Linked DNA regions of Homo sapiens: region 2 is linked to region 1. A link is an interaction called in ENCODE POLR2A ChIA-PET data of the cell type or tissue named here. Cell type or tissue: CD4-positive, alpha-beta T cell. All regions are shown on one strand. Each heading gives the region's core, and the rest is flanking DNA. Links, peaks and the distances in the headings are about the cores only.

What was found. ChIA-PET counts read pairs that join two places held together with the same protein. Peaks named below come from ENCODE experiments on the same cell type or tissue, not always from the same donor. Only the 100,000 strongest peaks of a DNase experiment are listed, where the experiment ranks them.
Region 2: POLR2A ChIA-PET joins it to region 1 with 9 read pairs; 23 of 35 experiments call an interaction of 5 or more read pairs at or near these places.

What each region holds. Positions count from the first base shown.
Region 1 is chr15:44,576,137-44,581,136 of GRCh38, reverse strand. The region is part of intron 30 of SPG11 (SPG11 vesicle trafficking associated, spatacsin); the gene reads left to right. Among named protein-coding and RNA genes, the nearest start is that of EIF3J, 41 kb to the right of the region's middle. In CD4-positive, alpha-beta T cell, for the core only: CTCF peaks have their summits at 2,272 and 2,476 (motif pointing left); a DNase peak (open chromatin) is centred at 2,456.
Region 2 is chr15:44,717,538-44,730,909 of GRCh38, reverse strand. B2M (beta-2-microglobulin) reads right to left here. Exons shown (of 4, transcript NM_004048.4): 4 at 12,765-13,303. MIR10393 (microRNA 10393) reads right to left here and starts at 13,066; the gene lies at 13,017-13,066. It also overlaps the pseudogene RNF4BP. RefSeq lists enhancers at 1,028-2,013, 2,014-3,001, 4,025-4,319. In CD4-positive, alpha-beta T cell, for the core only: no CTCF peak of the experiment used is centred there; DNase peaks (open chromatin) are centred at 9,909, 11,129 and 11,499; H3K27ac peaks cover 3,604 bases.

The DNA of each region.
Region 1 (5,000 bases), core at 1-5,000:
ATCTGCAGTCAGTTGAATCATTGTTCATCTATATAAACAGTGCCTATTTCTCTGGTTGCTCTCGATGTTTTTTTTTCTGTTGTTGGTCTTCAGCAGTTTGATTATATTGTGACTGGATATGTATTTCTTTGGCTTTATTCTATTTGGGGTTTACTGAGCTTCTTGAATATGTAGGTTTATGTGTTTCACCACACTTGGGTACTGATCAGCCATAATTTTGTCAAATATTTTCTCAGCACCATACCCTACCTCCTCTCTTTCTGGAACTTCAAGTACATGAATATATAATTTTTGTTATTATCTCTTAAGTCCTTGAAGTTTTGTTCAGTTTTTGTTTGTTTGTTTTTGAGACGGAGTCTCGCTTTGTCACCAGGCTGGAGTGCAGTGGCGCAATCTCGGCTTACTGCAACCTCTGCCTCCCAGGTTCAAGTGATTGTCCTGCTTCAGCCTCCCAAGTAGCTGGGACTACAGGCGTGCATCACCACACCCAGCTAATTTTTGTATTTTGTATTTTGTATTTTTAGTACAGACAAGGTTTCACCATGTTGGCCAGGATGGCCTCGATCTCTTGACCTCGTGATCTGCCCGCGTCGGCCTCCCAAAGTGCTGGGATTACAGGCGTGAGCCTCTGTGCCTGGCCAGTTCAGTTTTTTTTAAACTTTTTTTCTCTCTGTTGTTCAGATTGGATAATTTCTGTTACTGAATTTTATTTCTATGATTTTAAAATTTCAGTTACAGCCATGCGTTAACAATGAGGTTACATTCTGAGAAATGCATTGTTGGGTGATTTCATCACTGTGTAAACATCTTAGAGCACACTTATACAAACCTAGGTGGTATAGACTTCTACACACCTATACTACATGATATATAGCCTACCGATCCTGGGCTACAAGCCAGTACAGCATGCTACTGTACTGTAGTTGATTATAACACAATGGTAAGTATTTGTGTATCTAGACATATCTAAACATAGAAAAGGTACAGTAAAAAATATGATATAAAGATTTTTTAGCTTCAGGAAATAAACAATTGGAGATTTTCATTTAAAAAATTTTTTTAAATGGTACAATTTGTAAAGGGCTCTTAACGTTAATGGAGCTTGCAGGACTAGAAGTTGCTCTGGTTGTCACTAAGTGGTAAGTAAATGTGAAAACTTAGGACATTACATTACTGTAGACTTTATAAATGCTGTACATTTAGGCTACACTAAATTTATTTAAAAATTAAGTAATTGTGCTATGTCACAATGACTATGATGTCACTAGGTGATAGGAATTTTTCAGCTCTATTATAATCTTACAGGATCCTCACTGTATATGCAGTCCGTTGTTGATGGAAACATGGTTATACAGCACGTAACTGCATTTTTCAGTTCTAAAATTTTCATTTTATTCTTCATATCTGTTTCTTTGCTGAGACTTTCCATTTTTCTGTTTGTCTCAAGACCATTCAGAATTGCTTATTGGAACATTTGTATTATAGCTGCTTTAAATTCTTTGTCAGATGATTTTAACATTTGCATCATTTTAATGCTAGCTAGCATCTCATCTTTTCTCGTGTGAGTTGAAATCTTCCTGCTTTTTCTTTTTTTTTTTTTTTTTTTTTTTGAGACGGAGTCTCACTCTATCGCCCATGCTAGAGTGCAGTGGTGTGACCTCGGCTCACTGCAGCCTCTGCCTCCTGGGTTCAAGCAATTCTCCTGTCTCAGCCTCCCGAGTAGCTGGGACTGGCGCCACCACGCCCAGCTATTTTTGTGTGTTTGTGTATTTTTAGTAGAGATGGGGTTTTGCCATGTTGGCCAGGCTGCTCTCAAACGCCTGACTGCAGGTGATCCACCCACCTCGGCCTCCCAAAGTGCTGAGATTACAGGCGTGAGCCACCACGCCCAGCCCCTCTTCCTGCTTTTTCTTATGCTGAGTAATCTGGGGTTGCATCTGGACATTTTGGGTTTTTTTGTTTTCTTGTTTTTGTTTTTCGAGATGGAGTCTCACTCTGTCACCCAGGCTGGAGTGCAGTGGTGCAATCTCAGCTCACTGCAACCTCGGCCTCCCAGGTTCAAGAGATTCTCATGTCTCAGCCTCCCGAGTAGCTGGGATTACAGGTGTGCACCACCACACCTGGCTAATTATTTTGTATTTTTAGTAGAGACAGGGTTTCGCCATGTTGGCCAGGCTGGTCTCGAACTCCTGACCTCAGGTGATCCACCCACCTTGGCCTCCCAAAGTGTTGGGATTACAGGCATGAGCCGCCACAACTGGCTGCATCTGGACATTTTGAATAGTGTATTATTAAAATACACTATTTGAGACTGTGGATCTTATTTAAATCCTATGAAGGATGTTGATATTTTTTAGCAGACAGTTGACCTGGTTAGGTTCAAGCTGAAGTTCCAAACCACTGCCTGTGCATTGTGGTTTTAACATTAGTTCATTTTCCTTTGCGGTAGTATTCAGATCTGTCCTGTGTGTGCACGCCACCTAGTGGTCAATCTGTGACCTTGGTAGTGATCTGTGCTACTTAGGATCAAGGCCATACATGTGTAGTCCAGGAGTGAGCCCTGTAGTTCATAAAAATGTATTGGGTTGCTTTCCTGGGGCTCTCCCAGCTAGTTTTTCCCCCTGAGGCTTCTCTTTTCAGTTATTTGGCCAAAAGCTGAAGGTTTAGTTACCCCCACTCTGTCTTGCACTACCCTGACTATTCCTACACCCAGGGCCAGGTGACAGGAGGGTAATGCAAAAGCAACAGGGGTCTACTCCGCCCTCCTGAGACCAGAGCGCCCCTGCTCAGAAAAGGAGGCTCCTCTGGCCAGGCGCGGTGGCTCACGCCTGTAATCCCAGCACTTTGGGAGGCCGAGGTGGGCGGATCATGAGGTCAGATCAAGACCATCCTGGCTAACACAGTGAAACCCCATCTCTACTAAAAATACAAAAAAAAAAAAAAAAATAGCCACGCGTGGTGGCGGGCGCCTATAGTCCCAGCTCCTCGGGAGGCTGAGGCAGGAGAATGGTGTGAACCCGGGAGGTGGAGCTTGTAGTGAGCCGAGATCACGCCAATGCACTCCAGCCTGGGCGACAGAGCGAGACTCCGTCTCAAAAAAAAAAAAAAAAAAAAAAAGGAAAGAAGGCTCCCCTTTCTGAGAGCCTTAGCTCTTGCCTGCTGTCACTGCAGCCTCTCCCACCACTGCCAGTGGCTTGCTTGGGAGCCAGGACAAGGAAGAACAGGAATTAGGAGTTCCCCTTTCCACTCTTCAAACTGGTACTAGAGAGCTTCTGGAATTCACACACTCTCGCACTCACACTTCACCTCAGCCCTTAGTTCTTAGGTTTTAGTCAGCGCTGCATTCAGGCCAGAGCTTGCTAGAGGGGGGATAATGATAATTCTGGTCATCTTCAGTTTGCCTGCTACTTTTTACTTTTCCAGAGTCCTTGTATGCCACATGTATTATGTCCAGGTTTTGTATTGAATTCAGTGGGAAAGACACAGTAGATTGAGCTTATTATAACCAACTTACCTAGAATTGGAACTCTCAGTGAAGGATTTAAGCAGGGGAATAGCATGGTCTGAGTTGCATTTTATTTTATTTTATTTTTTTATCTTTAAGAGTTTTTGTTTTGTTTTTTTTTTTTTTTTTGAGATAGGGCCTCACTCTGTTGCCCAGGCTGGAGTGCAGTGGTGCAAACATGGCTCACTGCAGACTCAACCTCCAGGGCTCAAGCAGTCCTCCTGCCTCAGCCTCCTAAGTAGCTGGAACTACAGGTGCACACTACCATCCCCAGCTAATTTTTAAATTTTTTGTAGCAGTGGGGGCTCACTGTGTTGCCCAGGCTGGCCTCAAACTCCTAGGCTCCAGGGATCCTCCCACCTTAGCCTTCCAAAATGATGGGATTACAGGCATGAGCCACCACCTCTGGCCTACAGCACTTTTTAATAATATTTTAAAATAAAAATTGTGCTTAGTGTAGCAAATCACATAACATAGAAACGCATAAAGTAAAAAGTCAGTTCAGACTGGGCACAGTGGCTCATGCCTGTAATCCCAGCACTTTGGGAGGCCAAGGTGGGCAGATCACCTGAGGTCAGGAGTTCAAGACCAGCCTGGCCAACATGGTGAAACTTCATATCTACTAAAAATACAAAAAATTAGCTGGGCGTGGTGGTGCACACCCGTAATCCCAGCTACACTGGAGTCTGAGGCAGGAGAATCGCTTGAACTCAGGAGGCAGAGGTTGCAGTGAACCGAGATGGTGCCACTGCACTCTAGCCTGGGCGACAGAGTGAGACTTCATCACACACAAAAAAAGCCAATTCAACACTACTCCCACAAAATTCCCCAGAATAACTATCTTTTACTTGCTTGGTATGCATTTTCTACTTGTAAGCAACACAATATTTATTTTTTACAAAAAATGAGATTACATCATATTGATCTACATTTTTGTCCTCTCAGTACATATAGATAGACCCCCTTCTTTCTCTTTTTTTTTTGAGACAGAGTCTCGCTCTGTCGCCCAGGCTGGAGTGCAGTGGCGCAATCTCCACTCACTGCAAGCTCCACCTCCCGGGTTCACGCCATTCTCCTGCCTCAGCCTCCCAAGTAGCTGGGACTACAGGCACCCGCCACCACGTCCAGCTAATTTTTTTGTAGTTTTAGTAGAGACGGGGTTTCACCGTGTTAGCCAGGATGGTCTCGATCTCCTGACCTTGTGATCCGCCCACCTCAGCCTCCCAAAGTGCTGGGGTTACAGGCATGAGCCACCACACCTGGCCTGACCCCCTTCTTTCTAATGGCTGCAGAGTATTCCACTGTACAGATGTACTAAGCTTGAATAATGCTTTATTGATATACATTTAAATTTTTCTGTTTTGTTTTTGCCATTACAAAGTGTGATATAAATATTCCTTACTTTTTTTTCCTAATAGAAACCCTTTATCAAATTAATATCTTCTCCTATTTTAAGCTAAGAGCTTTTTTTTTTTTTTTTTTTTTTTTTGAGATG
Region 2 (13,372 bases), core at 8,219-13,218, 140 kb before region 1:
GGCTAATTTTTGTATTTTTAGCAGAGATGGGGTTTTGCCATGTTGGTCAGGCTGATATCAAACTCCTGACCTCAGGTGATCTGCCTGCCTCGGTCTCCCAAAGTGCTGGGATCACAGGCATGAGCCACAGCGCTTGGCCCACTCACTCATTTTTTATAAAGTAAAAACGGGAGACCAAAAAATCTCCTTACATACTCCTAAAAGCAAATAAGAAATAAACCATTTACTCTACTTGCAGGTTCATCTTGCCCAGTGTTTTCTTTCTAACAGAGGCAACAAATGGAGTTCTGAAAAATTTATCCCAGATTGCCTTCTAGGAAAGAGAGGATGGAGTTCGAGCATTAGCCATAGAAAGGCTTGGTTTGGGTCTAGGCTCTGTGACTTTTGAGCATGTGACCTAGAAGTTAAGTTGTCAAAATCACAGCATGTAAATCTTTGTAAAAATTAATTAGCTTATAATTTTAAAATAATGCATAGTCATTAGGGAAATACAAATCAAAACCATAAAGAGATACCATTTCGTATCCACTAGAATGGTTATAATAAAAAAAGATTAAAAGTATTGGTGAGGATGTAGAAAAATTGGAACTCTCATACACAATGGTACATTCAGCTTTGGAGAACAGCCTAGTAGTTCCTTAAAAGATTAAACATAGAGTTACCATATCACCCAGCAATTCCACTCCTGCATATATACTCAAGAGAATTGAAAATCTATGTCCACACCAAAAATTTATACATGAATATTGATAACCACATTTTATTCTCAGTAGCCGAAGAGTGGAAACAATCCAAATGCCCATTAACTATAGATGGATAAACAAAACTTAGTATATCTATACAGTAGAGTAATATTCATCAATAAATAGGAATGAAGAACTGATCCTTGCTACAATATGACGACCTTTGAAAACAGAAGCCAGTTACAAAAGACCACATATTATATGTTTCTGTTTCTATGAAATACTAATAGGCAAACCCATAGAGACAGAAAGATTGGTGGTTTCCTAGGACTAGGGGTTTGGGAGAAATGGGAGTGACACCGAACTGGTACAAAATTTCTTTTGGGAGTGACGAAAATGTCCTAAAATTGAGGTGGTTACACAACCCTGTGAATATACTAAAACCCACTGAAATGTACACTTAAATATGTTAATTGTATGGTTTGTGAACTATATCTCAATAAACAAAGATGTAAGCTGCCAAAAATGTTACACAATACAATAGGACACGAACTGGATTTAGATCGGCAAACCGTAGAACCTAGTGAGGAAATGAGAAGCCCAGCAGGAAAACGGGCGGACCCCAGAGAAGGGCTTAGGGCTCTGCGCTCCCCTGCATGCACCGGCCTACTTACCGAGATGGTACTTCTCTTGGGCCCCACAGACACCTGCTTCTCCCCGGATCGCTATTCTCGACTATTTGCGTTTCGCGACCGGCCTGCCCCTCCTCTTTCCCGCTCTGCCCAGGAAAAGCGAGCCCTCGGAAGGAACCTGGGCAGCCCCAGAAAGCAGTGCCCATCACTTTCCAGCTCCATCCACCCAGCAGCCCATCAATGACCTAAATATGCTGTCTGTTCCACCCAGTCCTGCCCGGTAGTTATTCAGCGATGAGAGAGTAGGAAGCTTGAGCTCCAGGAGTGTGCCACTTTCCCGGCCCTCCGTGGCTTCCCAGTCCCGGACAGAGACCTGAGCAAGCCGAACCCGGGTGCCTGGCTGCACTGGGCTGGGAAGGAGGACCGGGCGGCCGCAGGCCAGGGAGGGCAATTGGAGAGAGATAGAAGCAGAGGGAGGGGGAGGCAGAGGAGAAGGTACTCGACGATGGACGCGCCCAGGCTGGGGGCGGCGCCCACAGAGCAGAGCCAAGGTCACGAAGCAGAGCGTCTGCGTGCAAACTCCCGGAACTGGATAGGCTAAAACACTAGCTTGTCACCCTTTTAATTCGCTTTTACAGTTTCCGAACTGCCCAATCAAAACCCGAGCCCAGGGTCGCTCGTCACCGGTCTCTGGACAAAAAGCGCTGTTTCAGATTAGAAATCAGGACTTTCCCGTCCTGGTTTCTCTTTCTTCAAAGCCAGCTGCTTTCCGAGAAAGGGGAAGGGCAGGGTTGCTTCCCTCACCCCACCCCATGCAGTGATGAGATCAGCAACTTCCCACTCTCTAGATAAGTGATTCTCAGTGGTTGTTCCAATGAAGTCACTTGGAGTATTTATTAAGAGGCCGAGGGCCAGAGGTCGCAGTCCTCTGCAAGCACACTTAATGTATAAAAAAGCAGCCGGGCGCTGTGACTCACGCCTGTAATCCCAACACTTTGGGAGGCCGAGGTGGGCGGATCACTTGAGGTCAGGAGTTCTACATCAGCCTGGCCAACATGGTGAAACCCCTTCTCTACTAAAAATACAAAGATCAGCTGAGGGTGGTGGCGCGTGCCTGTAATCCCAGCTACTCAGGAGGCTGAGGCAGGAGGATCGCTTGAACCCAGGAGGTGGAGGTTGCAGTGAGCCCAGATCTCGCCACTTCACTCCAGCCTGGGCAACAGAGACTCCGTCCAAAAAAAAGCCTGCATATAATCTGGGCTTACAAGCACCAAGGACATGTAAGAAATGTGTTTTATATTTTTATATTTTTTTATTTTTTTATTTCTTGAGTATTTATTGACCATCTACTACCTCAGGCTCATATACACTGAATTTTCCAGGAATATAACTACCAGGTAACTCAAAGGAAGATGTATGTTGGTTTTTTATTTTTGGAGTTTTACCTAGAGATTTTCGCCATTTTAGAAAATTACACCAGAACCTGCAATACCATACTTGAATCTGAGCCATCAATCCAGCGTGCCTCTCAGTCTTCCATGCCGCTGGTTCACAGAGATCCTAGGCAGTTGCAAGTGTCTGGCACTTCTTTATACCAGCAGTGCAGCCAAGCTAGAGCATTCACAAGCTAAATTACTTAATTTTCATGATCATATTAGTAAAAGAATCACCACAAAACAATTGTTATAAAAAGGGGTTGTTGGGGGAAAGGGAGCTGTTGAATATGATTGGGGTTGAAACCTCTAATCCACACTGCAATCCTGGGGACGGTGCCCACCTCAGTCTGCCAAGCCTGAGCTTGGATACTGAGTTTCTATCCTAGAAATCTGTCAGATAAGGCTCCATTACATAAATGACTTGGTTGCTGCATCGTCACTAGGAACCCTTCATTCTCTTCACCTTTCCTGGCCTCAGTAAAAAAAAAATACACCTTCATTCTGGAAAACCCCTATGCTGCCAGAAAAGAGTTCTACCTGTAGGCCTACCTTTGGAGGAACTGTCCAGAATGAGTCAGGGCCATCTTGTTACTGAAAGCCTTTTAGGGAAAGGGATTCTCCCGTAGTTTCTTCTTTCATCAGATTAGTGCCAAGAAGTTTTCCATTGTACAAAATGAGTATCCTTAATCCAAAAATCTGAAATCCTAAATGCTCCAACATCTCAAACTTTTTGAGCACCAACATGATGCTCAAAGGAAAGGGTCACTGGGGCATTTTGGATTTTAGATTTTCACATTAGAGATGCTCAACTGATAATTAACAAATATTCCAAAAATCAAAAAAAAATCCAAAATTTAAAACACTTCTGGTGCCAGGCTTTTCGGATAAGGGATACTCAACCTGTATCTCCCTGCTGTGGTAATTTGCTCTAATGAGCTGTGAAAATAAAGAACCACTGGAAGTAAAAGCAGTTGCCTGGAGTCTTGCATCTTAGAGAGCCCTTCTCATTGCCATCCCCTTCTCAGAACCACCCTAAAAAGAGTGCCCGGCACAAAGTAGACACTCCATATTTATTTAACAAATGACTAAGTGAATAAATAAGTAAATTTATGATATAGGAATAATTATCCCATTTTATGGATATGGTGACAAAGGGTCAAGTCAGCAATATGACTCTTTTCCAATTTCTTTTGTGGAATTAGGATTCAAACTCAGGTCTGAGTCCAATATCATACACACTGTAATGCTATCCCCTTAGAAACTTTGAACTTGTAATGGAAGTTTGGGGTTGCATGTGTTATGGGCCCAGCAGAGGATGTTGACAGGAAACATGACTCACCCAGATCTGGCTTTATAAGCCAGTCCTCAGCTTTTGCATAGTTTGCTGCTAACAGCTAGCATCTGCAATTACCCTCAGTCCTGCAGATTACCCTCAGACACTGGAGGGAGCCGGAAGTACCTCGGAGTTTTATGTTTCACCTCGTTCCACAACCCTGGATAGCCAAAGACAGGCTGATGAAGAGCACCAAAGCCCAGCTCCTTTGTGTTGAGGCAGGAAAAACTCTGAGGTGTGTTCTTTGTTCTAAAGCTTCCCGTGTGATCAGGCTGAGTGTAGGACTTCGGAAATCATGCTCTCGCTTGGCTTCTTCCCATTCCCTGTCCTTCATCCCCCACTCCTTTACTGTTCTTTTCCTAGGAGCCCCCCACTTTTTTTTTTTTGAAACAGAGTTTCACTCTTCTTGCCCGGGCTGGAGTGCAATGGCACGGTCTCGAAGAGCCCTTTCTTAACAAGTCATTTGCATCCAAATCTTTGGCTCAGGGCCTGCTTTTGCAAGACTCCACCTAAGACACTCGCTGACTCTTCAGATGATGAAAATGGCATGCACACTTGCAGACAGCTAAGGATTCTGTCTTCGTCTTTCTGTTGCTATAGCAGAATACCTGAGATCAGGTAATATACAAAAAAAAGAGGCCAGGTGAGGTGGCTCATGCCTGTAATCCCATCTTTTTGGGAGGCCGAAGACTGGAGGATCTCTTGAGGCCAGGAGTTTGAGACCAGCCTTGGCAACATAGTAAGAATCTGTCTCTACAAAAAGTTTTTAAAAACTAGCGATGCGGCCGGGCGCAGTGGTTCATGCCTGTAATCCCAGCACTTTGGGAGGCCAAGATGGGTGGATCATGAGGTCAGGAGATCGAGACCATCCTGGCTAACACGGTGAAACCCTGTCTCTACTAAAAATACAAAAAATTAACCTGGCGTGGTGGCAGGCACCTGTAGTCCCAGCTACTTGGGAGGCTGAGGCAGGAGAATGGTGTGAACCCAGGAGGCAGAGGTTGCAGTGAGCCGAGATCGCACCACTGCACTCCAGCCTGGGTGACCTAGCAAGACTCCATCTCAAAAAAAAAAAAAAAAATTAGTGATGCATGGGGGTGTGCATCTGTAAGCCCCGCTACTCAGGATGCTGAAGCAGCAGGATCACTTGAGCCCAAGAGTTTGAGGCTGCAATGGCACAATGGCAGAGCAAGATCCTATCTCAAAAAAAAGAAAGGAAGAAAAATGTATGGAAGAGGCTGAGAAGTTCAACATTGAGGGGCTGTATCTGGTTTGCTTTGGGTGAGGGCTTTGTTCCGCATCATAACATGGGTAAAGATATCAGAGAGGCATCATAACATGGCTAAAGATAAAGATTTAGAGGGGCACAAGAGAAAGAGCGAAACTGGCTTTTATAACAGACCCATTCTCAGGATAACCCATTAATCCATTAATCCATTCATGAAGGAGCCCTCATGACCCAGTCACCTCTTAAATGCCCTACTTCTTAATACTGTTATATTGAGGATTAACTTTCTTTTCTTTGCCTCATTATTTTTTATTTTTTAATTTAATTTATTTTAGATAGATAGATAGATAGATAGATACATAGATACATAGATACATAGATACATAGATAGACAGATATGAGGTCTCACTATATTGCCCAGACTGCTCTTAAACTCCTCCTGGGTTCAAACAATCCTCCTGCCTCCGCCTTCCAAGTAGCTGGGACCACAGGTGTGTGCTACCACACCCAGCTAATTTTTGTTTGTTTGATTTTGTAGAGAGGAGGACTCACTATGTTGCCCAGGCTGGTCTCAAACTCCTGGGCTCATGCGATCCTCCAGTCTCAGCCTCCCAAAATGCTGGGATTAGAAGTGTGAGCCACTGTGCCCAGCCAGGATTAAGTTTCAACATGAATTTCAGAAGGGACAAACATTCGAGCCATAATAAATGACGAGAAAACCACTTCAACTATGCTGTGTCATTCAGTGGCAGCAAAAGTCCTCTCAGTTTTTCTAAGTGAAAACAGTAAAAAGAGGAAGTGCCTGTAATCCCAGCACTTTGGGAGGCCAAGGCGAGCAGATCACGAGGTCAGGAGTTTGAGACCAGCCTGGCCAGCATGGTGAAACCCCATCTCTACCAAAAACACACACATAAAAAAATTAGTCAGGCATGGTGGTGCATGCCTGTATTCCCAGCTACTCGGGAGGCTGAGGCAGGAGAATCACTTGAACCCAGGAAGCAGAGGTTGCAGTGAGCCGAGATTGCGCCACTGCACTCCAGCCTAGGCGATACAGTGAGACTCTGTCTAAAGAAAAAAAAAAAAAAAAAAAAAGAGGAAGTGGTCCATGTGGTCCGTGGGGGAGGGGAAGCCTGCACATCATTGCAGGCTTCACTTGGGCCTGTGTGTCTTACCAAAGACATAGATAACGCTTCAGTTTCTTAGGCTTTTTAATCACCTATGTTGTGGAGGACCAAAGATGTCTAATAATTGCATCCAACTAATGACAGGAGATATATAGAGTTTAGTGCATAGTAAGTGCTTTAATATATGCTCGACTGTTATTTTAATTGTATTTATCAGTTTTTTTTTCTGTTAGGCCTTCTTGTAGCTCTCCAAAGTACCAGAATAATTTCTATGCACAAACTTTTCAATCAAGGTAATCACAGATGTTTTATTATTTATTTTGCGTTATCTAGAACCCAAATATTAGCCTTCAATTTTTTTCCTATAGGTCTAGACTCCAGGGAAAGACAATGCCAATTTTTCCCCCTAAAACTTTGATGGCTACATCACAGACAAAATATTTTTTTATTATAGGAAATGGCTGAGTGTGGTGGCTCTGTAATCCCAGCACTTTGAGAGGCGAGACTGGAGGATCGCTTGAACCCAAGAGTTCAAGACCAGCCAGGGAAACATAGTGAGACCCCCATCTCTACAAAAAAATACACAAAAAAAATTAGCCAGGAATGGGTGGTGCACACCTGTGGTCTCAGCTACTTGGGAGGCTGAGATGGGAGGATTGCTTGAGTCCAAGAGGCTGAGGCTGCAGTGAGCCAAGATTGTGCCTCTGCACACAAGCCTGGGTGACAGGGTAATACCCTGTCTCAGAAAAGAAAAGAAAAGAAAAAAAGAAAAGACCTTGAGTTTTGCTTCAAGGGTTTACAACACAAAAATGACAAGTAAAAAGCAACAGCCCAAAAATACCGTGAAAGTGGTTGTTGACAAAACTAGAAAGACATATCCATTTGTGACATGTTTTCCTTAGGGATCATGAAAAAAAGTAAGATATAAAAATTATTATTTAACAGTAACCCCTTTTTTAAAGGAGGATACAGTTAACCTTTGAACAATACAGATTTGGGGTGCAAGGGTCTACTTTTTTTTTTTTTCCTTTTTGAGGGACTTGCTTCATCACCCAGGCTGGAGTGTAGTGTCCTGATCTCTGCTCACTGCAGCCTCAACCTCCCAGGCTCAAGTGATGCAAGCGTCCACTTTTTTGTGTGTGTGTGTGTGACAAAGTCTTGCTCTGTCACCCAGGCTAGTGTGCGGTGATGCAATCTCCGCTCACTGCAACCTCCGCCTCCTGGGTTCAAGTGATTCTCCTGCCTCAGCCTCCCAAGTAGCTGGGATTACAGGTATGTACCACCACACCCAGCTAATTTTTGTATTTTTAGTAGAGATGGGGTTTCACCATGTTAGCCATTTTTTTTTAAAGAGACTGGGTCTCGGCCGGGCGCGGTGGCTCACACCTGTAATCCCAGCACTTTGGGAGGCCGAGGCGGGTGGATCATGAGGTCAGGAGTTTGAGACCAGCCTGACCAACATGATGAAATCCCGTCTCTACTAAAAATACAAAAAATAATTAGCTGGGTATGGTGGCGGGTGCCTGTAATTCCAGCTACTCAGGAGGCTGAGGCAGGAGAATCGTTTGAACCTGGGAGGTGGAGGTTGCAGTGAGCTGAGATCACGACATTGCACTCCAGCCTGGGTGACAGGGCAAGACTCCGTCTCAAATAAATAAATCAATAAATATGTACATACATAAATAAATACATAAATAGAGAGAGAGACTGGGTCTCACTATGTTGCCCAGGCTTGTCTCAAACTTCTTAGCTCACGCAGTCCTCCCACCTTGGCCTCCAAAAATGCTGGGATTACAGGTGTGAGCCACCATGCCCCACCTAGTTTGTTTTTTTAAAGTGGCTTCTTACACATATTTTGTAGAAACTAATTTTTGTTTCAGCAATATAGTATGGGTATGCTTCCATGTCAGTATGTAGGATCTACTTCTCTATTACTGATGTTGGGACTTTTCAGTTTAATTTGCATTGCACAATTATATTTAATAAGGTTAATTAAGCTTCCTGTATTCCTCCTCTTTGCTTGCTCTCTTCTAAAAAGAGAAACTAAGGCATGCTCCAAAGGAACTGTGAAAGTTGGTCATCAAACTGGGTCATTTTTGTCTTACTCAACTAAAACAGAGTCAAGAAGCCAGGGAGAAGCACTCAGGGCACAAAACATTGTTCCAAAAATGCGATTTTCTGCAAGCCTGGAAGCTGAAACTGCCTGCTATCATCTGAAACCAGGTTTAACTAATGGCTACTGAAATGACCTGCTACAACTCTGAGACTAGTTCTGTTTATTGTCATCATTTGCCAATCAAAACTTGCCAGCTCCTCAAAACTTTACTAGCACCAGTGAAATTTTCTCAGAGCGATAAGTAACATTTTCCCATTTTATAAAACCTTTTTGTACTTCAGACATGCCAAAGACCAGCTGGTCTGTGTGTATGCCCTGAGTTGCAATTCTTTCCTCCCAAATAAAACATTTTAATTTCAGAGATTCAACTCTATATTTCATTTGACTTTGACATAGTATTACCTTGTAATATCAGCCAGCAGAGCAGCCCCTCACAAAATAGCTCTGTTGAATGATATGGAATGGAGAGAGAGTTCTTTATGACTGAACTCAATGGGTCTGTCAATCTTGGATGTACATTAAAACTATCTAGAGGTTTTTTAAAAAATAACACTATACCTGGGCTCCATACCGAGAGATTATGGTTTAATTGGCCTGGATGGGAGTCTGGGAAGCTGGTGAGTTGTTGTTGTTGTTGTTGTTGTTGTTGTTGTTGTTGTTGCTGTTTTTGAGATGGAGTCTCACTCTGTCACTCAGGCTGGAGTGCAATGGCATGATCTCGGCTCACTGCAACCTCTGCCTCCGAGGTTCAAGCGATTCTCTTGCCTCAGCCTCCTGAGTAGCTGGGATTATAGGCACGTGCCACCATGCCTGGCTAATTTTTGTATTCTTAGTAGAGACAGGGTTTCACCATGTTAGCCAGGCTGGTCTTGAACTCCTCGTAATCTGCTCACCTTGACTTTCCAAAGTGTTGGGCTTACAGGCGTGAGCCACCGTGCCTGCCTTGTTGTTTTGTGTGTGTGTGTGTGTGTGTGTGTGTGTGTGTGTGTGTGTGTCTGTGTGTGTGTTTGTTTTGTTCTTACAAACTCTACATGTAATTTTAGTTTGCAGCCAGGTGAAGAGTTAATGAATGGCCTAGGTAAGTGTGGTATAATATGAAACACATTTGGTCTTTGTCCCCAGTTCCTGTCAGAAGTTCCTAAAATCCTTTGAATTTTGAGTGATAGGAGTGTCTTTTATTATTAATAATAAGCCTCTTTGGTAACCCTTGAGTATATGCTAATGAGGTTATACTCATAGGTTTGGGCCCCTAGATAGCCTCAGGATGGTGCTAGTCACCAGAAAGACCAAGTGATGAGAAGATTAGTGTGTTGGAACTTCCACCCCCACCCATCCACCTCTGGGAAGGTGAAGGGGAGCTGGAGATCAAGCTCTATAAAAACTCTTGAACGATGAGCTTCCTGTTTGCTGAATGTGTGGAGGTGCTGGGAGGGTGGCATACACCTGGAGAGGGCATGGACTGTCACCACCACAACCCCCTACATATAGCCCTATTCATCTTTTCATCTAGTTATTCGTCTGTAGCCTTTAATCTTTTATAATAGATTGGTAAATATGAACTGTCCTAGCAAATTAACCAAAGTCAAGGAGGCAGTCATGGGAGTTCTGGTTTCCAGCTGGTCAGTCAGAAGTAGAGGTAACAACCTACAATGTGTGATTGGCATCTGAAGTGGAGGGCAGTCTTGTGGGACTGAACCCTCAACCAGCGGGATCTGACACCATCTCCAGGTAGATCCAATCAAAATCGAATTGAATTATGGGATACCCAGTTGGTGTCTGCTGGAGATTGTTTGGTGTTGTTAAATTAAGTTTAGCCTAGGCAGGGCACAGTGGCTCATGCCTGTAATCTCAGTACTCTGGGAAGCTGAGGCCAGAGGATCACTTGAGGCCAGGAGTTTGAGACCAGCCTGGACAACATGGTGAAACACCATCTCTACTAAAAACACAAAATTAGCCAGGCGTGGTGGCGCATGCCTGTAATCCCAGTTACTCGGGAGGCTGAGGAACGAGAATCACTTGAACCCTGGAGGTGGAGGTTGCAGTGAGCCAAGATGGTGCAACTGCACTCCAGCCTAGACAACAAGAGAGAAACTCTGTCTCAAAAAAAGGTTTAGCCTAAAGTTGCCTTAGCTGGGCACAGTGGCTCACACCTGTAATCCCAGCATTTTCGGAGGCTGAGGCGAAAGAATTGTGCAAGGCCAGGAGTTCATCTCTACTAAAAATTAAAAAACAAAATTAGCCAGGCATGCTGACATGTGCCTGTAGTCCCAGCTACTCTAGAGCCTGAGGCGGAAGGATTGCTTGAGGCCAGGAAGTCGAGGCTGCAATAAGCCATGATCATACCACTGAACTCCAGCCCGGGTGACAGAGTGAGACCTTGTCTCAAAAAAAAAAAATTAAATAAATAAATAAAACTGCCTCCCTGTGTAAGTTCAGGCTAAAGATTTCTCTCTGCATAGTGAACTGTAACCTAACTGGATGTGTAAACAGACTGTAACTTACTCTTATACCACAGAGTCTCAGCCAATCACAGGTGGCCAACTCTTCAAACCCTGTTTAAATGAGGCAAATGCTGAACTGCAACCAATCTGGCTGCTTCTGCCCCTGACTTCCATTTTCTGCACATCACTTTCCTTTTTCTGTCCCTAAATGTCATCCAACCATGTGGCACCCCCAGAGTCATTTTGAACCTATTCTGGCTCCGGCAGCTGCCTGGTTCGAGAATCATTTTTGCTCAGTTAAACTCTGTTAAATTTAATCTGTCTAAAATTTTTCTCCTAACAGAGTGTGGGGGGAAAACCCCTAAATATCCGGTCACAGAAGCATTATGTGTTAAGTGTAAGAGTAGAAATTTTAAAACTTTGTTTTTCTTTCAGAGTATCATCCCCCAATTTTTTCAGCTGAGTTCCTACAAGTCTTCCCCCAGACACCCTTCCTCCACTGTTTGGAATTACCCAAACCTGCCATGTGGCTGTCCTTCCTGGCTACCATGCCTGGAAACCCAGGCCCCACCTACCAATCAAGAGAACCACTAGCAACTTACTCTCAGCTCAGGCAAATGGCTTCTCTAACACCTCCCTAGATTTTTGTTGTTGTTCCTTGAACAACAACATTTCTTTTTTAAAAAAATTATTTTTTGTTTTTTTTAATTCAATTCTTTGAATTGAGACAGGGTCTTGTTATGTTGCCCAGGCTGGTCTCGGACTCCTGGGCTCAAGCGATCATCCTACCATGGCCTCCCAAAGTGCTGGGATTACAGACATGAGACACCTCGCCCAGCCTGAACAACAAAATTTCGATTGCCAAGTTCTTCGCGCGTACCTATGCTATATTCTTATCAGGATATATTTTAATTATTTGAGTGCATATCTGTCCCTCTGCTAAACTGAGAAGATCGGGAGCAGTGTTGTGTTTTATTTATCCTGTCAGTACCTAGAACTAGCTAACTCAGATTCTTGGTCAAATAAACAAAGCTGGCCATCAGGTATAAAACTATGCCTTGAAAATTTTAAATCTGTTATTTGTCATTCAAAGTACAGCGGGCCTTCCGTATCCAGGGGCTCCACATCTGTGGATTCAGCAAACCATGGATCAAAAACACTGGGGAAAAAAAGGGATGGTTGTGTCTTTACTGAGCATGTACAGACTTTTTTTTCTTGTCATTATTCCTTAAACAATAACAACTATTTGCATAGCATTTACATTGTATTAGGTATTACAAGTAATCTAGAAATGATTTAAAGTATACAGGAGGATGTGGATAGGTTATATGCAAATACTATACCATTTTATAGAAGGGACTTAAATATCCATAGATTTGGTGTCCAAGAAGGGGTCCTGAAACCAATCCCCCAGGGAGACCAAGGGATGATTGTATATCTATTCCTTGCTAAAATATTAAATCCTTCAGATACTTTTGCTCCCTCTTAGAGTCTGCATACTCCTCATGACCTGGCCCGCAGGAAAGAACGCTGGCTAAAATATAGAAGGCTGGCCTCCCACTAGACAGCTGTGTCACCCCAACTATGCCATTTAACTTCTTTGAGCATCAGATTCCTAATCTGGAAAATGTGAATCACTGAGGCCCTTTACACTGTGAGCCAAACTCTATATACAAGGGGTTCACATTTTTTACCAAGTGGAACTTGAAGACTGTTTCCCTGTTTGAAAATAAAGGGGTAATAGTGGGAGTGAGATATAAGAGATAACACATCAAGTTTTATGATTTATTTAACTTGTGGAACAAAAATAAACCAGATTAACCACAACCATGCCTTACTTTATCAAATGTATAAGAAGTAAATATGAATCTTATATGACAAAATGTTTCATTCATTATAACAAATTTCCAATAATCCTGTCAATTATATTTCTAAATTTTCCCCCAAATTCTAAGCAGAGTATGTAAATTGGAAGTTAACTTATGCACGCTTAACTATCTTAACAAGCTTTGAGTGCAAGAGATTGAAGAGTTCAAATCTGACCAAGATGTTGATGTTGGATAAGAGAATTCTCTGCTCCCCACCTCTAAGTTGCCAGCCCTCCTAGAGCTACCTGTGGAGCAACCTGCTCAGATACATCAAACATGGAGACAGCACTCAAAGTAGAATTATAAAGAAGATCATGTCCATGTTAACATTATTATAACCCTACATTTTGTGCATAAAGTGTAAGTGTATAAGCATATCAATATTAAAAAGCAAGCAAGCAGAATTTGGAATTCATCCAATCCAAATGCGGCATCTTCAAACCTGAAAAGAAAAGAAAAAGGTTAGCAATGAATTTATTTTATTTGGATTGCAGATCTCATTACCAAACTT